2 separate regions of the Homo sapiens genome follow, and region 1 is linked to region 2. Evidence: chromatin loops called from intact Hi-C (ENCODE). Cell type or tissue: Calu3. All regions are shown on one strand. Each heading gives the region's core, and the rest is flanking DNA. Links, peaks and the distances in the headings are about the cores only. Region 1 has its middle 210 kb from the start of LINC01195. Region 2 overlaps GRIN2A (glutamate ionotropic receptor NMDA type subunit 2A).

Region 1 (10,547 bases), core at 2,768-6,767, 290 kb before region 2:
CCAATCTCAGCCAAATGGGTAATTTATTGCCAGAAGCCCCTGGGATCAAATCAGAACATTGTCTTTAGATCTGCCAGAAAACCACCCCCGCCTGCCCTCAATCATTTTGGATTCTGGGGAGGATTTGTCAGGCAGTGAGAGATGTCAACTCCCCAGGATTGGGGCTCACAGGATAGGTTTGCCTGCGCCCTCTGCTTGCTCCTTGACAGCCCCAGTTGATAGCCTCAGAAACTCGGTTTCTTTTGCAGAATAGTCTGGGTCAATACGGCACTGCCATCAATTACAGTGCAAGGCTGGGGAGCCAGCCATCCATCATGTCTTCACAAGCCCGCTCAAATCAAATTGTCTGGACCCTGCAGCCTATTCTTCCAGTTTAGAGCTGAGATCTCACACTCAGAATTAAAAGGCATCTGTTCTATCCTCTAATTTGAAATGTCTTTGCATCAGAATTGTTGGTATTTGTCAGGCTGTAGCCTCATGAGTATTTGATGTCAGGATAATAGGACTTTGAAGTTCAGCAATTCCTTTAGTTTCATTTCAGTTTCTTTTTCTTCCAGTTCTACTCTTCTTTTACTTTCTTCTTCTATCCAATAAAAAAATTAATTCAGTACTGTATTTCAAAAAGAATCAGGATGCTATGGTCCTGTTTTTGTAATCTTATTTCTATCTGTTGATCTTGCTTCTATTAGGATATAAGCATAAGACGTCTGGAACCATCTTCATCCAATGCTAGCCATCGTTATTTCTAGATGGTGGAATTTCTAGATGGTGGAGTCTGGGTTAAGTTTTTTACTCTTTCTTTGCACTTTTCTGAATTATTTAAGTGTTAATTATTTCTTCTGTTTTGCTTTTGTTTTTGATTTTTGAGACAGAGTCTCGCTCTGTTGTCCAGGCTAGAGTGCAGTGGTGCCATCCTGGTTCACTGCAGCCTCAACCTTCCGGGCTCAAGCAATCCTGCCTCAGCCTCCTGCATAGCTGGGACCATAGGCATGCACCACATGACCAGCTAATTTTTTATAGAGATGGGGTCTCCCTTTGTTGCCCAGGCTGGTCTCGAACTCCTGGGCTGAAGCAATCCTCCCACTTTGGCTTCCCAAAGCGCTGGGATTACAGGCATGAGCCACCACGACTTAACTTATTTAAATGTTTTATGTCATGTATTTAAGTGACAATCATGTACTGTTTCCACAAAGACAGTCATAATTCTCTTATGAGAGAGAAGGAGAAGTATAGAACCTCAGAACTAAGAAGAGGGCTCTGAAGATTTTCAAGTCTACACATATATAAGACAGAACTCTCTTCTAGAGGAGGCTAGAGATTTACCTAAGGTCACATAGTAATTTGATGGTTGAAGTAAGACTAGAATCAAGACGTGGATCTCTGCCTGGGTTTTCCCCCAATATTTATTTGTTCATCAAAAATTTAGTGAAAACATCCTTGGAAATGGGTCTGGTGCACTTCCTGCCCTTGAAGGGACAGAGAATTTAGTCAGGCTAACAGAATCATCAGTGAACTTATGGAGACCACAGGAGGCTGTGTGAGAGCACAGGAGAGAAGGGACATATCCCAAATTTGTAAGATATGTGTTATTATTAAGTTCATTTTACAGATAAAGAAACTGAGGCCTGGAGAATTTAGTAACTTGTCTATGTTCCCAAAGAAAACAGTGGAGCTAGGGTTCAATCCCAGATAGTCTGAATATAGACCCATGCTTTTAAGCTCTAACACTTATAGGTTATGTGTCTCTGTACCGATCATAAAATGTATAAATATATAAATATAAAATGTATAAATATCTTAGCCCAAAGAAACAATTAAGAATGGGAAATGTGTGCATTATGCCAAGCAAGGAATACTGGAACCCTGAGGCCTTATGAGTGACAGCTATTGCTATCCTTAAGTACAGGGTCTTTCATATGGTTGAGAATGAGTAAGAGTAAATTTTATTTTTTTCTAACCTTCCTTTTGGTGGACCTCTCTCATTCACTTAAATATCTGCCACCAAAGTTGTCATGAAGCCAATCAACAAGCTAGCAAAAGAGATCAACAGTTGAGTGATGAGTAATGGCTAACTTCCTGTAGTGGTACCCAGGAGGGGACAAGATAAATGAGATCTAGGGATGACTATGATTATCTGGAAAGGAACATGAATAATCATCTGGACTTCACCAGCCTCTGGGCTCCCTCTTTATTGGAAAGTCCAGCTCCTGGAACTAGTGCAGCTGGTGTGAACAGGCTGGCCTTAAACCTGGAGGCGACAATCATCTCCCTAGGGAATCTGCGACATTTTCATGTTGTGCTTGGTCTGACTTGGGAAAAGAGATTACAGAGGGGAAAGAGACATGCCCAAAGCCACAGGTTGTGTCATCAGATAAGAACAGAGACCCCTTCAGCCTCATCCTTTGTCACTCAGCTCACCACGTTTTCCCAAAAGCAACTGGTGAAAGAAAAGTACATCCTGGGAAGGGGAACTGGGCCGGGGGCATAGAGTTGTCACAGAGGTCTGGACCCAAACAGCTGGGGTGAAAGCCCTGACTTGGTAACAGGGTGACTCCAGGAAAGTGTGTTAATCATTTTGCACCTGTTTTGTCTGAGTTTTAAATTAAAGGTGCTTAGCAGAGTGTCTGATACATGGTAAAAAGTTAATTATGTTAGCTCAGGTGGTCATAATCGTAAAAATTGCTTCAATTCCAAGAAGCATCTTCTTCACATTTTGAGGTTCAGAATGCATCTTTAAATTGATATGTTTTCTGTAAATCTAAAATTACCCAAATAAAATGTCCACTTAAAAAATCAATGTAGGCCAGGTGCGGTGGTTCACCCCTGTAATCCCAGCACTTTGGGAGGCTGAGGTGGGTGGATCACCTGAGGTCAGGAGTTTGACACCAGCCTGGCCAACATCGTGAAATCCTGTGTACTAAAAATGCAAAAGTTACTCAGGTGTGGTGGTGCGCCCCTGTAATCCCAGCTACTTGGGAGGCTAACGTGGGAGAATTGCTTGAAACCAGGAGACAAAGGCTGCAATGAGCCAAGATCGCACCACTGCACTCCAGCCTGAGTGACAGAGCGAGACAACATGTCAAAAAAAAAAAAAAAAAAATTAATGTAGTCATTGAATGTGGTAGTAAAGCTCTCACCATTTTTTTTGTTTCAATTTTCAATTTAAAAAAACAATGTTAACAAACCAATGGGATAACTTACGATCATTGACATCTTAGAATCAAGGTAACTAGATATGACGGGACCTAAATCTGTGCTGTAACTGAAGATACAGTGATGGATTTTGAACTGTAGCCGGAAACCCACTGAATGAAGCTACACTGGTTTTTGCCAGTCCTTTCTAGGCACAACACTCTTCCTGCCACGAGGCTTTTGCACATGCTGTTCTTTTAAGTTCTTCATCCTTCTTTCTTCACCTAGTTCATGCTTCATCATCCTTTAGTACCCAGTTCTAATATCATCAGAACTTTCCTCATGGAAGTCTTCCCAACCTTTCTGTTTAGGTTGATACTTTCTAGTATCATTTGCTATTCATTATACCCCTTGTCATGGTTGCAATTTTATGTGTATTATGCAAACATTTGATCTGTCTCTTCCGATAAACTCTAAGCTCCATGGGAGAAAAAGGATGCATCTTCTTTTACTCATCACATTATCTCCAGAACCCGGCATGGAGTCTGGTTTATAATAGGAGCAGAATAAATATCCTTTGTAAGGATGGGCCGGGCACAGTGGCTCACGCCTGTAATCCCAACACGGGCCAAGGCAGCTGGATTACCTGAGGTCAGGAGTTTGAGACCAGCCTGGTCAACATGGTGAAACCCCATCTCTACTAAAAATACAAAAATTAGCCAGGTGTGGTGGCGGGCACCTGTAATCCCAGCTACTTGGGAGGCTGAGACAGGAGAATCGCTTGAACCTGGGAGGCAGAGGTTGCAGTATACTGAGATCGGCCCACTGCACTCCAGCCTGGGCAAAGAGTGAGACTCTATCCCAAAACAAAAACAAAAACAAATATAACTTTCGTAAGGATGAACAACTAAATTAATGAATTTTGAAGTCACCACAGACCCAGCTGGAAAGATCGTTACTACAATTTTTAGCATACATTTGAATGGAAACTTCGATTCATGTCTCTTAAATTTCACTGCAACCTAAGCTCCATGAGGACAAAGTTCTTGTCCTCTTGGATTTATCGTAATCTAGCCTTTGTCATATTTTATATTGTATTGTAATTATTTCTGTCTCTGCCACACCTTGTTTCCACCACCTCTGAGAGTCATGAAAGCAGGTATTATATTCTGATCCCTTGTACAATGATGAGTCATAAATCTGCAGCCAAAGCTCAGACTGGTTTCCCAAGCTTCAGCTCTGCATATCCAGCTACCTATTGAACAGTGCCCCTCGGCTCCTCACACAGACAATTTAACAAGCACATATTCAAAGCTGGACCCGCCCTCCCCCTAAATCCACATGGAGCTCACTCACTGAATAAGTGAATAAATGCATGTTCCTGTAGTACCCAGGGATCTTCCTCACTGTATCACAGATGATTTACAAGAAGGCATCACCTCCCGCCTGCCATTGTACTGTCATAGTGGCAGAGGGTAGAGACGGCAGGCAGCGTGGAGGGGTGCAAAGAGTGTGGGCTGGGAGATCAGCTGGTCTGAGTTCAAGCTCCAACAACTGTTTTTCTTAGGAAGAAAAAGGAGCAAATGGAGAAGGAATTATTAAGCAGTATATTTGACATTGTCTTTTTATATAAATGTTCCACTGAATTTATAATAAATCCATGGAGTGAGCATTACTATATCATTTTAATAACTAGGAAATGTAGACTCAGAGAGGAGAAACAACAAGGTCACCCAGCTACTAAGTAACAGATGAGAGATAAGAACCCAGAACTATCTGACCTCAAAATGGAGCTCTTTCCTTTATACCGTCTTATCTTACAGGCTGGCTGTGTGACCTTGAACAAACTGCTTAGCTTCTCTGTTCTTCATTTGCTCATCTATAACCAAGATGATTGCCACACTTACCTCCAATGACTGCCCTGAGGGTACGATGATAATGCACGTTAAGGTGGCCTATAAGTGCCAGTTACTACTTAACTCAATATCCACAAACAGCGCAGAAGGACTAGATTCTTTCATTGGTCTGTTTAAGACAGGTGAGAGCTCTTATTATTCCTGAAAGAGTTATCACAGCTGGAGGAGCAGCAATACAATTCTTGCAATAAAAGAGGTGGTAAGTGAAATCAAAAGGCAATGCATCTCTCTTTCTTCCAACCCAACGTATTTTTATTTTTACTGGAATACAAGTTAAGATTAGGTTGCTTATTCTTCGGCTGAGGTATGAGCATTTATAGCTCAGCTGTTCAGAGCAAGAGCTGAGCAGTTAAATACTGCTCTGTGCCCTGGTCCTCCGCCAGCCGCCCAGCAGACAACACAGCACGCCGAGCTCAGAGGAACACTGTCTCCTCAAGTGCTTCTTCTTCCTCTGTGTTGTTTCCTGTGTTTCCCCACATACTGTGCCTTTCCCTGTACAGGTGCTGTTTCCATAAGAATATGTTGCTCAATTCTCCATGTGGTCACCTGTTGAAATGGTCCATCATAGCCACCAAAGCAGCACTAGGCATGAGATCCTGGCTGGCCCCCGAATGGTGGCAATCTTACTGCAGTTGCAGCCACCCACGTTGGCTCCGCTCCTGTTGGCTGAGATTTGCTTCTGGATGAGTGTCTCCCATGATGAGACTGGAGATGTTGATGCTCAGTGTTCACAAACCCAGTTAGGGAAGGAAAAAGAGCAATTAATAAACATTGAGGATGCAGAAAAAAAAAAAAAAAAGCCACATTCACTGCCCTCAAAGAGCCTAGAGTTTACAAGGAGACAGGTATGGGAATGAATAAAATAACAATAAACAAACACTTTTGGAGTGTTCATGTGTCAGGCACTGCTCCAAGTGTGTTAGATAATTTAATACATTTAAACCTCACAACAATTCCAAGAGGAAGATACCCTATTATTATTAATATCTCAAACTTTACAGATGAGAAAACTGAGGCTAACTTGTCCAAGATCACAGGGGTAATAAATGGTGGAATCAGGGTGTTGGAGTTCCAGAATTTGTGCTCTCAAAGCTTGTCTCAGATGATGATAGTGTGTAGTGTAGGCTTAATAGAGGGAGAGTTTTTAAAAGATTGTTCGTGGACAAAGGTGTCCTAGGCAACACAATTATAGGTGCAGAGGTGCCAAAGAACCAGTACCCACATGGAACAAAAAAAATAACTCACTGCAGTTGGAGCACGACAAAGAATGGAGGAAACGAGGAGGTAGAGAAACAAGGAAGCGTCCTCATTAGAAAGGTGGGGAAGAGACGGGTGTGGTGGCTCACGCCTGTAATTCCAACAACTCAAGAGGCTGAAGTGGGAATGCTTGTGGGGAGAAATTTGAGACCAACCTGGACAACATAGTGAGACCCTATCTCAAAACAAATTAAAATTAATTTTTTTTTTTTTTTGAGACAGAGTCTCACTCTGTCACCAGGCTGGAGTGCAATCTCCGCCTCCCAGGTTCAAGCCATTCTCCTGCCTCAGCCTCCCGAATAGCTGGGATTACAGGCGTGTGCCACCATGCCCAGCTAATTTTTGTATTTTTAGTAGAGACGGGTTTTCACCATGTTGGCCAGGATGATCTGGACCTCCTGACCTCATGATCCGCCAACCTCGGCCTCCCAAAATGCTGGGATTACAGGCGTGAGCCACTGTGCCCAGCCTTAAAAAAATTTTAAAACAACAGGTGGGTTCTGGATGGGCTGCAAATAGCCCAGATGCCAAGTTGAAAACCTTGGATTTTGAAGTATAAAATGAGGACCCGCTGACATTTAGAAAGAGTGACATCAGTAGCTTAAATTGAGAATAATACCCTGGCAGGAGATGAGAAGGGGTATAACAGGGACACTGGAGGCTGGGCATGGTAGATCACCTGAGGCCAGGAGTTCTAAATTAGCCTGGCCAACATGGCAAAACCCTGTCTCTACTAAAAATACAAAGATTAGCTGGGCATGGTGGCAGGCACCCGTAGTCTCAGCTACTTGGGAGGCTGAGGCAGGAGAATCACTTGAAGCCGGGAGGTGGAGGTTGCAGTGAGCCAAGATCATGCCACTGCACTCCAGCCTGGGCAACAGAGTGAGACTCCCTCAGAAAAAAAAAAAAAAGAGGGAGACTAGAGGAGAAAGGAAGAATGAGGGAGGCTGAGGCTGTGCTGGGTGGCAGGGGGACTCACCATCTCCTCTGTCTCCTGCTCTTGGAGGGAAATGGGCCATTAAGCATCCTCTCAAGTGAGTCCATTGGCCTGTCCCTGTGTCTTGGCAGTAGCATGCTGCTATGTCACCAACATCTGCTTATAACTTGGATTGAAAGTCTTCCAAGGAATATGATTTGGCCAATGACATCATTGACAGAGCCAGTGTGCCCTTCCAAGTCTGAAAAGTCTAATGACATAGTCCATTTTCTGGACACGTGAAAAACATAGGGACCCATTCATAGTTAAAAGGAACCGTGCGGGGCATTTGCCTACCTTGGAGAAACTGCTCATCCTCCACAAACAGTGAACTTGATGGCACCTGCTGCCCCACCTCCCTGCAGCTGCAAGGGTGACCTGGATACAGCCACTCATAGAACTGCATTTTCCCAGCTGTAATTGGCCAAGGGGGTAGACTGTGCAAGTGAGTGGGAGCAGTGAAGAATTCTCTTGTGAAATTTGATATATGGAGCCTAAGGCTGAGAAGGGCACTGCTTGTAGCCAGAATTCTTAAAATGTAGAGAATGTGTACAAAAAACTGAAGCAACATAAAGGAAAATAGGACCAGAGATGGAGAATGACAGCTTCTTGTTTATACACTTGATCCTCTGGATATAGCTGAACCTAAAGCCAATCAGATCTATTCACAACTTAGATACTTCTCCAACATTTAGGAAAAGTTGGAATTGAATCTCATTGGCTTATTCCTGAGTCAATCACTGAGGCCATGAGGATAGAATATGGTAATTGGGCAGGTATGAATTACAGGGTCCCTCTTGGAGCCTAGGGCTGGGGTGTAGGTTGGGGGACAACATCAGAATTACATGGACTTTAAGTTGGAGTGGGTGTCTTCCCAGGCAAAATCAATGTCCTATTACCAGAAGAAAGAAAAATTGTTGCTGGGCAGGCAGAAAATAATACATGTGCTCTACAACCTTTTGCAATACAAATGTTAAAATTACTACATCAATCTTTTGAAACTCATTAGTCCTTGAGCTGGGTTATTTAGGGCATAATTCCAGCAAAGTGAGAGCTCTTGGGATAAAAGGTACATGGTAAGTGACTCTCTTCATTTCAATCTGTTTCTAACTCCATGTCCTGGTCTCTCTGCCCCACCAGAAGCCATTGGGTCAGCTAAAACACAACGTTTGTCTCTATAAGCCCGAGGCCTCTGCTTCTAACTTCTCACAACTCTCCCCTCACATTAGCATTCATGAACTCAAACTGTCAGAGACTCAGATAATTAGAGGCGATGAACAAATGCTAATTAGCACTCTGGCTGTACCCAGAGGATGCCGCAGGCATAGACCTAAGCCCAATGTTTGTGTTTCCAGGATTCCTTGAATTCCCACATCTAAGAACCCTTTATGAAGCTTCTTTATGAAAGAGAGAACACAGAGATAGTGTAGCATTTGGTTAAAGGCATGGCCCTTTCACTTTCACAGACTTGGAGCTCAACCCCAGCGCTGCCACTTAGGAGTGCTGTGACTATAGGGAAGTTACTTAACCTGTCTGAACCTCAGTTTTTTCATCCATAAAATGAGAACAAGAATAACCTCTACCTTAATATGTTTTCATTATGTGAGTCAAACGATGAATGCAATGTGTACAGTACTTGGTTTCATGTGTGTCCGTGTGAAGAGACCACCAAACAGGCTTTGTGTGAGCAATAAAGCTTTTAATCACCTGGGTGCAGGTGGGCTGAGTCCGAAAAGAGAGTCAGTGAAGGGAGATAGGGGTGGGGCCATTTTATAAGATTTGGGTGGGTAAAGCAAAATTACAGTCAAAGGGGGTTTGTTCTCTGGTGGGCAGGAGTGGGGGTCATAAAGTGCTCAGTGGGGGAGCTTTTTGAGCCAGGATGAGCCAGGAAAAGGACTTTCACAAAGTAATGTCATCATTTAAGGCAAGGACCGGCCATTTACATTTCTTTTGTGGTGGAATGTCATCAGTTAAGGCGGGGCAGGGCATTTCACTTCTTTTGTGATTCTTCAGTTACTTCAGGCCATCTGGGCATATACGTGCAAGTCACAGGGGATGCGATGGCTTGGCTTGGGCTCAGAGGCCTGACATTCCTACCTTCTTATATTAATAAGAAAAATAAAACAAAATAGTGTTGAAGTGTGGGGGCGGCGAAAATGTTTGGGGGGTGGTATGGAGAGAGAGAATGGGCGATGTTTCTCAGGGCTGCTTTGAGCGGGATTGGGGCGGCGTGGGAACCTAGAGTGAGAGAGATTAAGCTGAAGGAACATTTCGTGGTAAGGGGTGATATTGTGGGGTTTTTGGAAGAAACATTTGTCGTGTAGAATTATTGGTGATGGCCTGGATACGGTTTTGTATAAATTGAAAAACTAAATGGAATAAGAGAAGGAGAAAAACAGGTATAAAAGGTCTAAGAATTGGGAGGACCCAGGACATCTGATTAGAGAGTGCCTAAGGAGATTCAGCATAGTCCTGCCAGCAAAGATTATTTATTTACTTCAAGAATTTAGAGTGGCAGTTTGGGGATAGCACCAGGAGATATCAGCTGTGATGGCTTGGAGAAACAGTGTAAACAAGAGCAGGGCATGTATGAGTAGTTGAGAACGGTGAATAGTACTATGACTAGACAGAAGATGGTAGGGATGACAAGTTTTTTGGGGCACAGTCTAAGTTGGTCTGGCGTCTGGAATGAGACTGGGGCCTAATAAAAGGGAGCGTCTATACAGGAGCTTAAATGGGCTGTACCTTGTAGCATTCTGAGGACAGGCCTGAATTCTGAGAAGCGAAAGTGGTAAAAGTATTGTCCAGTCCTTTTTAAGTTGGTGGCTGAGCTTGGTGAGTTGTGTTTTTAAAAGACCATTAGTGTGTTCTACCTTTCCTGAAGACTGAGGACTGTAAGGGATATAAAGGTTTCACTGAATACTAAGAGCCTGAAAAGCTGCTTGGCTGATTTGACTAATAAAGGCTGGTCCGTTATCAGACTGTATAGAGGTGGGAAGGCTAAACTGAGGAATTATGTCTGACAGAAGGGAAGAAATGACTGCGGTGGCCTTCTCAGACCCTGTAGGAAAGGCCTCTATCCATCCAGTGAAAGTGTCTACCCAGACTAAGAGATATTTTAGTTTTCTGACTGGAGACATGTGAGTAAAGTCAATTTGCCAGTCCTGGGTAGGGACAAATCCCCGAGCTTGATGTGTAGGAAAGGGAGGAGGCCTAAACAATCCATGAGGGGTAGTAGAATAGCAGATGGAACACTGAGAAGTGAT
Region 2 (4,000 bases), core at 1-4,000:
GAGAAAAAGGGAAAAAGGAAGAAAAAGAGGGAGGAAGAAAGAGCATGGAAAGGAGGAAGGATGGAGAGACACAGACAGGGAGTGAAAAAAAGAGACAAGGAGTTAATGCTTTCTGGGGTTGACGAGAAGAATCCATGAAAGAATTTTTTAGCAGCGGTGTGACATGAGCAAGTTTTTATCTTCGGGAAGGACCACTTGAGCTTGAGTATGAGGAAGGGCTTGGAGGAGGGAATGAATGAAGGCAGAAAAGCAGGCCCAGAGAAATCTCACTAAAGCAACTCCAGAAAAGAGAGAAAGATCTGAACTAGGATTGCTGCAATACAGATACACAAAAGAGAGGTTCAAGAGATGTTTAGGAGGTACATTCAACTGGTCTTGGCAACTCATGGATCGGATTGGCAGGGAGATTGGGGAGTGAAAGAGGATTGCCAAGTGAATGGTGATGTCACTTACAAAAGTGGAGAACAGGTTAGGGACCCTGCTTTCTTCCTCACAATTGTAGCTCCAGCACCTAGCCTTGTACCTGACATACAGTAGCCACTCTGTAAATGTTTTTTGAATGAATGAGTGAGCAAGGGTGGAAGTGAGTATAGGTAGGGGGACAGAGAAATGCATATGGAATTCAGGTTTAGGTTAGCTGCTTTTGAAACCTCCCTGCAGGGAGTCCACCAAGAAGGTGGATAGGCAGGTCTGAAGATGAGAAAGGGGTCAGGGCTGAGGCTTGAGATTTAGAAGTTGTCTATCTGCTGGGGGCGGTAGTTGTTGACAGCTGTGCATGGCATCCCCTAACAAAAGAAGGAGAGTGTGTGTGGAAAAGAGGCAGAGAAGGAATGTAGGAGAGGTACGAGGAGAAAGCCGGGGAATGCGATAACTTAGAAGCCACGGGAGTAGAGAGCTTGAAGACGAAGGCAGGGGTGAAAGGTGTCTAGTGTCCAGGAAGACAAAGGCTGAAAGGTACTGCTGTGTGGTGCAGTGAGATGTTCACCTGGGACTTTAAGGCAAGTGGAGTAGGTAGAAGCACAACCTCAGAGTGGTCCAGAGGAGTGAAGGAGGCAGAAGTAGTAAAGGGGACAGTGGAGGACGTTCCAACACTTTCCAACTGCCCCATGCTTCTTCTCAAACACAACAGTATTTTAGAGGTATAGAGAAGAATTTCTCTGAATACTGGGATTCAAACTGGGGTCAGGGGGCTCCTCCTCCTGCTTTCTTTTTTCCCCATTCCCCAATGTCCTCTAAGTCAATCCTTCTGTCCTAGACAGAGAAACTTGTGCCAGAAAACACAGGATATCCTAAAATAACTCCCTACATGCTAAAGGAAAACGAAGTGAACATTTTTCCTTTTTAATTCCAAAATCATGCTTGCGATATACCTTCAATGTTGAAGAACAAGATTCCTTAGTTTTTCACCCCGGACATCACCTTTTCCTTACAGAGAAAACGTAAAATCTAAGTGTGTCTTGTTCCCCAGAGAACAAAAAGGAAGTGAAAATTAGATGTGCACATGGTCGGCAGATTGAGATAGACAGATTCCTAGACACTCTCTGGAGTTAAGACGGCTGCTCTTTCCAGCTCACACACATTGCATCATCTTGCTGTTGATGTCTCCTCAAGGATTTGTTCCAACACTCTGATTTGTAAAGGACCCAGAACAGAGCTTATTAAAAACTCAAGACACTATATCTGATGGGGGAGCATCAAGGGGCCATTAAACACTCACCTCATTAATAGCCTGCAGAATGAGTCCTTTTCTAAAGCTCACACAAGATGGTGATTAGACAGTCCTGGCATACAAACCCATCTCTCCATTTTTCAATCCCTTGCCGAGCAAAATTTTCAGGCCACAAATTAGAGGTACCCCTGGCTTAAAACAAAACAAAACAAAAAGGTTGGGATTTTAATGAGCCTTCTGCCTCTAAATAAATCTCTCTACCCGGCACTCAAGTCCTCTCCAGACTTAAATGAAATGCATCGACAAAGCAAGTCATGCAGTGGGATGAATCCAGAATTCAATATGAGTCAAAGTCCTCCTTTCTCCAGGCCAGCGTCCTTTATGTTCATTATGTTGAGTGGTAAGTTTGTACCAAGTGGCGTTAGGCTTACTCCACAGTTATTATGCACATAGTGACTGTGATGATGTGGTTTCCATCACCTGGGATCAGACTGTACTTATTCTACAGACTGTCTGAAGTTGGGGATGAGTTTGGTGTCATCCCCATGGGCAGTCAATAAATCCTTGCAGCCATTTGCCTGAGTCAAGGCGAGGGTTTCACTCTCTCAACAGCCTGAGCTTACCACTACTGCAGTGCTGACCATTCAGTGTCAAATGTCACTGAGGACAAATACCACAAATCACCACATGGCCTGTGGATACCAATGGGATATGTAGTCTTGTCACAGATCACAGCCTCCCCACCTTGCTTTCTCCTCTCTGGATGCAATGACCTCTCGGCCACCTTGTGTCCACCACAGAGACTTTGCTTGTCTTGTTCCAGGTTCCTTGAACTGTTCTTACCTTCTCTGTCCAACTCCTATTCTTCCTTCATTCATTTCTAGATCATCATTTCCTAAGGGATGTCTTCCATACCCTCACGGATTAGGCAAATTTCCGCTCTTCCATGCTCTTTCTTGTATTAGGTTAGTGCAAAAGTAAATTACTGTTACTGCCCCTACCTTTAATGGCAAAAACAGCAATTACTTTTGCACCAACCTAATATTTTCATAGTACTTAATGTGGCTGTTAATCAACATTGATTTATAGACTGCTTTCATGAATGTATGTGTCCACCATTTAAACAAATTGTCCAGAAAGGCAGGGGCTATGTGTGCTGTTTTATTTTGTCTTACTAATCACTATATCTCCAGCACTGTAGAAGCCTAATTCCATTTTTGGTTTTGTTTTGGTTTACTAGTTTACTGGCTTGTTTTGAATGAGGTTAGGCAGCTTGCCTAAGTGCATCAAGGCGAATGAGCTCCCTGTGTCACACAGCATCGAGTAAGTCATTTCTTTCAAACTCTCTCTCACCGCCAGCTTCAACAAACCAGGAAACCCATCAGGCTGTATCACCTTTGGGCAGAAATCCCCAGGGGCTTGGGCATCACGCTGACAAAGTCTCTGCCAGGTGTTAGGTGCTGGTTCCTATCATTGGTTCCATCACCCCTTAAAGCGGCTTGCAACATCCTTGTAAAGTTCTGTTGTTCGGACTCATGATCAAGACACAAAACAATTCTCAGGGGCTTGAATCAGCCCCTCCTAGCTGCTACTGGGTGAACACTGTGATTTGTGACAGGTAATTTAAATGCAACAAGTAGACTTTCTTCAAATGTAGCTGCCACTGAAGTGAGATGTTTGGAAAGAATCCACTGTCCTGTGGGCTTTCTTGTGTTTTCTGTTTTTGTTTCTGTTATTTTCATGTTTTAACTTAAAAAATTTTAAACCTCTACCTATAAGCCACATAATACCCATACTTAAAAAGCAAAGGTGAATAAAAATTCAGATTCTCAGGGGATCTATGCAAGTCCTGGTTTATCACGTATGAGCCGTGTGTCTCAGGAAACTCACTTCATTTCACTGATCTTTAGAGCTTCAGTCTCTTCACAGGAATGACAAATAGTATGAATCTTACCAACTTCTAGAACTGCACAGTGAGCCAGATGTCAATTATCACTTAACTGTGTCTTTAATTAATTCATTCATTTAACCTATTATTTATTCATCTCTGGACCAGGTACAGTGCTGAAGGCTGAGAATCCAGTAGTGAACAAAAACAGCCATGAAACCTGCGCTCAAAGAGCTTATGATCCAGATGGAAAAGACAAATATTAATTAAACAACTACACACGTGTAAAATTGCCATTGAAATTCACATTTTGTAAGAAAAGCTTATGGTGCATTAAGAATGCACAATGGGGGAAACAGAACAATTTAGATGGTTGAAGACTTCTCCAAACAGGAGATGCTGGAGTAGGGGTTATCTAGGCAAAGAGGAGAGGACAGAATGCC

What was found. A loop is a pair of places that touch in the nucleus more often than their neighbours do. Peaks named below come from ENCODE experiments on the same cell type or tissue, not always from the same donor. Only the 100,000 strongest peaks of a DNase experiment are listed, where the experiment ranks them.
Region 1: a loop joins it to region 2, with 2.6 times the contacts of the local background. A loop is called at or near these places in 1 of 110 quality-filtered maps.

What each region holds. Positions count from the first base shown.
Region 1 is chr16:9,661,607-9,672,153 of GRCh38, forward strand. No RefSeq gene overlaps it. Among named protein-coding and RNA genes, the nearest start is that of LINC01195, 210 kb to the left of the region's middle. RefSeq lists an enhancer at 8,636-9,415. In Calu3, for the core only: no CTCF peak of the experiment used is centred there; a DNase peak (open chromatin) is centred at 4,395.
Region 2 is chr16:9,952,840-9,956,839 of GRCh38, forward strand. The region is part of intron 2 of GRIN2A (glutamate ionotropic receptor NMDA type subunit 2A); the gene reads right to left. Among named protein-coding and RNA genes, the nearest start is that of GRIN2A, 230 kb to the right of the region's middle. RefSeq lists an enhancer at 3,920-4,000. In Calu3, for the core only: no CTCF peak of the experiment used is centred there; no DNase peak of the experiment used is centred there.